Linked DNA regions of Homo sapiens: region 1 is linked to region 2. Evidence: chromatin loops called from intact Hi-C (ENCODE). Cell type or tissue: psoas muscle. All regions are shown on one strand. Each heading gives the region's core, and the rest is flanking DNA. Links, peaks and the distances in the headings are about the cores only. Region 1 overlaps MYO9B (myosin IXB). Region 2 overlaps MYO9B (myosin IXB).

Region 1 (2,903 bases), core at 256-2,755, 61 kb before region 2:
TCTGTTTCAAAAAAAAAACAAACAAACTTGAGCACCACACACAACCTCAGACACAGAGATAAAGAGTGAAATGTTGGAATGGGCCTTGGCTATACACCTCTGTATTTTTCAGGTCTTATCTGGGCTTCTAAGTGACTTATAGCCTACTGTCTTGGGGACAAGTGAGTGTCCTCAAAGCCGAGAAGGAGGGAGGCCCAGGGCTCCAGGCTGAGGCCTATAGAAGCTCCATCCTCGCTGGAGCCCATTATCCTTAGCAAACTAACACAGGAACAGAACACCTAATATTGCATGTTCTCACTTTCAAGTGGGAGCTAAATGGTGAGAACACATGGACACACAGAGGGGAAGAGCAGACAGTGGGGCCTCCTGGAGGGTGGGAGGAGGGAGAGGAGCAGAAAAAATACTATTGGGGCCAGGCACAGTGGCTCACGCCTGTAAATCCCAGCACTTTGAGAGGCCGGGGCGGGCAGATCATGAGGTCAAGAGATCGAGACCATCCTAGCCAACGTGGTGAAACCCCGTCTCTACTACAAATACAAAAATTAGCTGGGCATGGTGGCACACGCCTGTATTCCCAGCTATTTGGGAGGCTGAGGCAGGAGAATCGCTTGAACCTGGGAGGTGGAGGTTGCAGTGAGCCGAGATCGTGCCACTGCACCCCAGCCTGGGCAACAGGGCAAGACTCTGTCTCAAAATAAAAAAGAAAAGAAAAAGAAAAATAACTGTTGGATACTAGGCTTAGTACCTGGGTGACAAAATAATCTGTACAGCAAATCCCTGTGATACAAGTTTACCTACTTAACAAACCTGCGTGTGTACCCCAAAACCTTAAAAGTTAAGGCTAGGCATGGTGGTGCATGCCTGTGGTCGCAGCTACTTGGGAGGCTGAGGCAGAAGGATCCCTTGAGCCTGGGAGACAGAAGTTGCAGTGAGCTGAGATCATGCCACTACACTCCAGCCTGGGCAACAGAGCGAGACCCCATCTCAAAAATAATATTAAAAGGTTAAAAAATAAAGTTTATTTAGACAACAGATAAAATGATGTTTTTGCAAATTATGTCACAATCTGGAAAATATTAATTAAATAAACCGAGTCTGGGCATGATGGTTCATGCCTGTAATTCCAGCACTTTGGGAGACCGAGGCGGGTGGATCACTTAAGCTCAGGAGTTCCAGACCAGCCTGGGCAACATGGCAAAACCCCATCTCTACAAAAAATTAGCCAGGCGTGGTGGTGCATGCCTGTGGTCCCAGCTGCTCAGGAGGCTGAGACAGGCGGATCGCTTCAGCCTGGGAGGCAGAGGTTGCATTGAGCCAAGATCGCAACACTGCACTCCAGCCTGGGTGACATTGTGTGACCCTGTCTCAAACAAAAAAAAAAAGAGTGAAAGAAAATGGGCTACTCTCTGCTTACTGGGTAGCCCTACTTTGCAGGAACAGTTAAAGAAAAAATAAGAGACCAGGGGTGGTGGCTCATGCCTATAATCCCAGCACTTTGGGAGGCCAAGGTGGGCGGATTGTCTGAGCTCAGGAGTTCGAGACCAGACTGGGCAACACAGTGAAACCCCGTCTGTACTAAAAATACAAAAAATTGGCCAGGCGTGGCAGCGTGCGCCTGTAATCCCAGCCACTCGGGAGGCTGAGCCAGGAGAACCGCTTGAACTCGGGAGACAGTGCTTGCAGTGAGCTGAGATTGCGCCCCTGCACTCCAGCCAAGGCAACAGAGCGAGACTTCATCTCAAAAAAAAAAAAAAAAAAAAAAGAAAAAGAAAAAATAGAGACTGGGCACAGTGACTCATGCACTTTGGGAGGCTGAGGCGGGCAGATTGCCTGAACTCAGGAGTTCTACGTCAGCCTGGACAACATGGTGAAACCCCGTCTCTACTAAAATACAAAAATTAGCCAGCATGGTAGCGCACATCTGTAGTCCCAGCTACTCAGGAGGCTGAGGCATGAGAATTGCTTGAACCCGGGAGGCAGAGGTTGCAGTGAGCCAAGATTGTGCCACTTCACTCCAGCCCAGGTGACAGAACAAGACTGTCTCCAAGAGAAAAAATAGATAAATTGAACAATACAAAATATAAAAGCACAGTGTAAAATGAGAGGAAAAAAAAGAAAAAGAAATTCCACCCTCCTGATCTGAAACCTGCTTTTGATTTCCTTGCAGGCTTTTGGAAATGCCAAGACAGCCCACAACAACAACTCCAGCCGGTTTGGGAAATTCATCCAAGTCAGCTACCTAGAGAGTGGCATCGTGAGAGGGTGAGGTGTCCCTGGGGTCCCCACTGGTGGGAGCTGGCCCCACGCACTGTTGCTTCCTGACACACACATGGGAGTGAGATGTGGAGATCATGGCTGTGTGGATGTTTATGCTTTGTATGGGAGAGCGAGTGTGATTTTTAGGTCTTTGAGGTGAAGGTCTGGAACAGTAGGTTGAAGTAGGAAATGTGGGCAGGGGCTGGGGGACGTGGCTAGAGGTAGTGGGCTTTACCGAGAACAGGCAAGGACAGCCCAGCCCATTTCCTGTCTTGATAAAGTTTCTAATTTGGTAGGTCTTGGGGGTGTCACAGGCAGTGGGGATGCGGACTCTGGCCTTTGCCAAACATGTGCTCCTTTAGCCAGAAAATGACAGGTACAGAGCTGCAAAGTGAGGTGGTCGTGCATGGAAATACTGAAGGGTGGGTGGGTGGATGGACTCATGAGGGGATGGATGGATGGATGGATGATGGATGGATGGATGGATGGATGGATGGTTAGAGAGACAGATGGATTCATGGGTGAATGGATTTGCACGTAGATGGATAGACAGATTTATGGATGGATGGATGGATGAATTCATGCATGGATGGCTGAATGGATGGATAGATGAATTATTGGGTGAATGGATTCATGAGTGGATGGAT
Region 2 (2,903 bases), core at 184-2,683:
CAGGCAGCCTCCAGAGGCCCAGCAGGGTCAAGAGGGCCTCTCCTACATGTGTTTTTCTGCCAGAACCATTTGGGCCAGGGTCTTTTCAGCCCAGAAGGCAGCCCCACCACCCCACATCTGTCCAACAGTCAGTTGTCATGGTCCTGAGATAAGGATGCGGGACCCAGGCCCGTCCCCTCACCTGATTCCATCCTTGCCAGGTGCCAGACACTCTCTTCTTTAGCGTAACCAGTGTACCCTCTGCAAGGCGTCAGCTGGGTGGCCTGGGATTCAGTGTGGTTGGAAGAAGGAAAAGCAGCATTGTCTTTGCCCCGTGACATCTTCGTCCCAAGTCCCCAAGGCCACCTCCTGGCAGGACCTTTAGACCTTTAGTTCTGCCAGTAGGTGGCCTTGGGGACTTGGGGCAAGGATGTCACAGGTCCCCACAAACACCTGCTCATGGTTCCGCTAGCCAGGCTGGGTCTGAGGCCATGAATGGCCACCTTGGAGCTATGAAGTTTGTCCACACAGCCTCCTCTCTCAGGAGTCAGGGCACAGGTTCCTGCAGTGTGGGTTTAGAAGTTGGCAGGCCAGGCACAGTGGCTCACACCTGTAATCCCAGCACTTTGGGAGGCTGGGGCGGGAGGGTCGCTTGAACTCAGGAGTTCTAAATCAACCTGGGCAACATGGCAAGACCCCATCTATACAAAAAAAAATACAGAAATTAGCCAGGCACGGTGGTGCACGCCTGTAGTGCCAGCTACTTGGGAGGATCACCTGGGCCTGGGAGGTCAAGGCTCCAGTGAGCTATGATAGTGCCACTGCACTCTAGCCTGGGTGACAGAGTGAGACCCTGTCTCAAAAAGAAAAAGAGAAACCAAAAAGAAGGCAATCCAGGCCAGGTGCAGTGGCTTACGCCTCTAATCCCAACACTTTGGGAGGCCGAGGTGGGCAGATCACCTGAGGTCGGTAGTTCGAGACCAGCCTGACCAGCATGGAGAAACCCTGTCGCTACTAAAAATACAAAATTAGCCAGGCGTGGTGGCGCACACCTGTAATCCCAGCTACTCGGGAGGCCGAGGCAGGAGAATCACTTGAACCCGGGAGGCGGAGGTTGCAGTGAGCCGAGATCACGCCATTGCGCTCTAGCCTGAGAACAAGAGTGAGACTCCATCTCAAAAAAAAAAAAAAAAGAAGGCAATTGGCGGCCCCCGGCCAGCTGGGTGGGTGGCTGCAGGAATCTGGGGTCCCCAGCACCCTCTGTGACTCCCACCCTGTGGACCTCCTAGTGTGCAAGATGACCTGCCACAAGAAGTGCGTGCACAAGATTCAGAGCCACTGCTCCTACACCTACGGGAGGAAGGTGAGTGTACGAGGCCTGGAACTTTCTACAATGACACTCCACTCACGGCCAGGTGCACCAGGAGGTGGTGCTTGATGTGAGGGCCAAGCGAAGCATTGAGCAGCCAGTAGGGGGCGGCTGTGGCCTCTGGTTCTGCAGAACACACCATTGTCCCCGGTTCTGTACAAACTCCTTGAGGCCCTCAGGCAGGGCCCAGGCCTGTGTGTGTGTCTCAGCTCCCCCAGCCCTGCTCATCCTTGCTCCTGAGAGAGTCCTGAGCCATGCAGAGGGAGGCCCCCCAACTCTGTGCATAAGGTTGGGGTCCTGGGTGCTGGGGGTGCAGCAAGAGTCAGGGTCTACTTCTGTGAGGTGGCTGTGGGGGCTAGGTTATAGCTCTCTCCCCACGAAGGACCACCCATGCCTTGGGTGGCCTACAAAGGAAGCCCCTGCCCAGTGGCTGCCATGCTGGCCTTGACTTCTGCAGCCCCACACCCCCAACAACCACGCAGAAGGAGACAGGGAGGGACAGAACAGCAGAGGAAGCCCTGAGGGCCTTGTGCGGGACCAGGAGGCAGAGGCCCCCAGAGACAGCTGGAGAGGAAGACAGCCAGGCCCAGACCTGACCCCCAACCCCGGCACTGCAGGGCGAGCCAGGCGTTGAGCCTGGCCACTTCGGCGTGTGCGTAGACAGCCTGACCAGCGACAAGGCCTCGGTGCCCATCGTGCTGGAGAAGCTCCTGGAACACGTGGAGATGCACGGCCTGTACACCGAGGGCCTCTACCGCAAGTCGGGTGCTGCCAACCGCACTCGGGAGCTCCGGCAGGCGCTGCAGACAGGTGGGCGCTGTGGGCAGGTGGGTGCAGTGCCAGGCCCCAGGCACAGCCGTCCTGCCAGTGCGCCGCTCACCAGACCCACCCCACCCACCCCACAGACCCCGCAGCAGTCAAGCTGGAGAACTTCCCCATCCACGCCATCACAGGGGTGCTGAAGCAGTGGCTGCGGGAGCTGCCCGAGCCCCTCATGACCTTCGCACAGTACGGCGACTTCCTCCGAGCCGTCGGTGAGCCCCATGGCGGTGCGGGTGGCAGCAGGTGGCCACAGCCAGGATACAGCGTTCGCTGTGACCAGCCCAGGAGGCAGGACCACCCAGTTCACAAACTGAGAAACTGAGGCCCAAAGCAGTCGGCCCAGCCAAACCGGGTCCCCAGTTTGGGGTGGGGCCAGGACACCTCTGTAGCCATCCATTCTTGCCTGGGCACCACAGGGTGGATGGCACCTGTGCATCTCAGGTCGTGTTGGTGGGGACAACAGGCACCTTGGGGACCCTTGGGAGCTGACGTCCTCAAACCCCACTGCCTGCAGAGCTGCCGGAGAAGCAGGAGCAGCTGGCTGCCATCTATGCCGTCCTGGAGCACCTTCCAGAAGCCAACCACAACTCCCTGGAGAGACTCATCTTCCACCTTGTCAAGCAAGTGCCTCCCCACCTGCCCTCTGTGGGGTTAGGGTCGCATTGGGAACCCGCGAGGCAGCATTTCCCAGGAGGACCCGAGCTGGCGTTCTGTGGTGGTTTCGAACCAGGAT

What was found. A loop is a pair of places that touch in the nucleus more often than their neighbours do. Peaks named below come from ENCODE experiments on the same cell type or tissue, not always from the same donor. Only the 100,000 strongest peaks of a DNase experiment are listed, where the experiment ranks them.
Region 1: a loop joins it to region 2, with 1.9 times the contacts of the local background. A loop is called at or near these places in 4 of 110 quality-filtered maps.

Annotation. Positions count from the first base shown.
Region 1 is chr19:17,143,230-17,146,132 of GRCh38, forward strand. It overlaps MYO9B (myosin IXB), which reads left to right. Exons shown (of 40, transcript NM_004145.4): 3 at 2,168-2,262. Among named protein-coding and RNA genes, the nearest start is that of SNORA118, 52 kb to the left of the region's middle. In psoas muscle, for the core only: no CTCF peak of the experiment used is centred there; a DNase peak (open chromatin) is centred at 1,697.
Region 2 is chr19:17,203,995-17,206,897 of GRCh38, forward strand. It overlaps MYO9B (myosin IXB), which reads left to right. Exons shown (of 40, transcript NM_004145.4): 31 at 1,269-1,342; 32 at 1,966-2,158; 33 at 2,254-2,382; 34 at 2,685-2,790. Among named protein-coding and RNA genes, the nearest start is that of USE1, 9.9 kb to the right of the region's middle. In psoas muscle, for the core only: a CTCF peak has its summit at 1,420 (motif pointing right); a DNase peak (open chromatin) is centred at 1,457.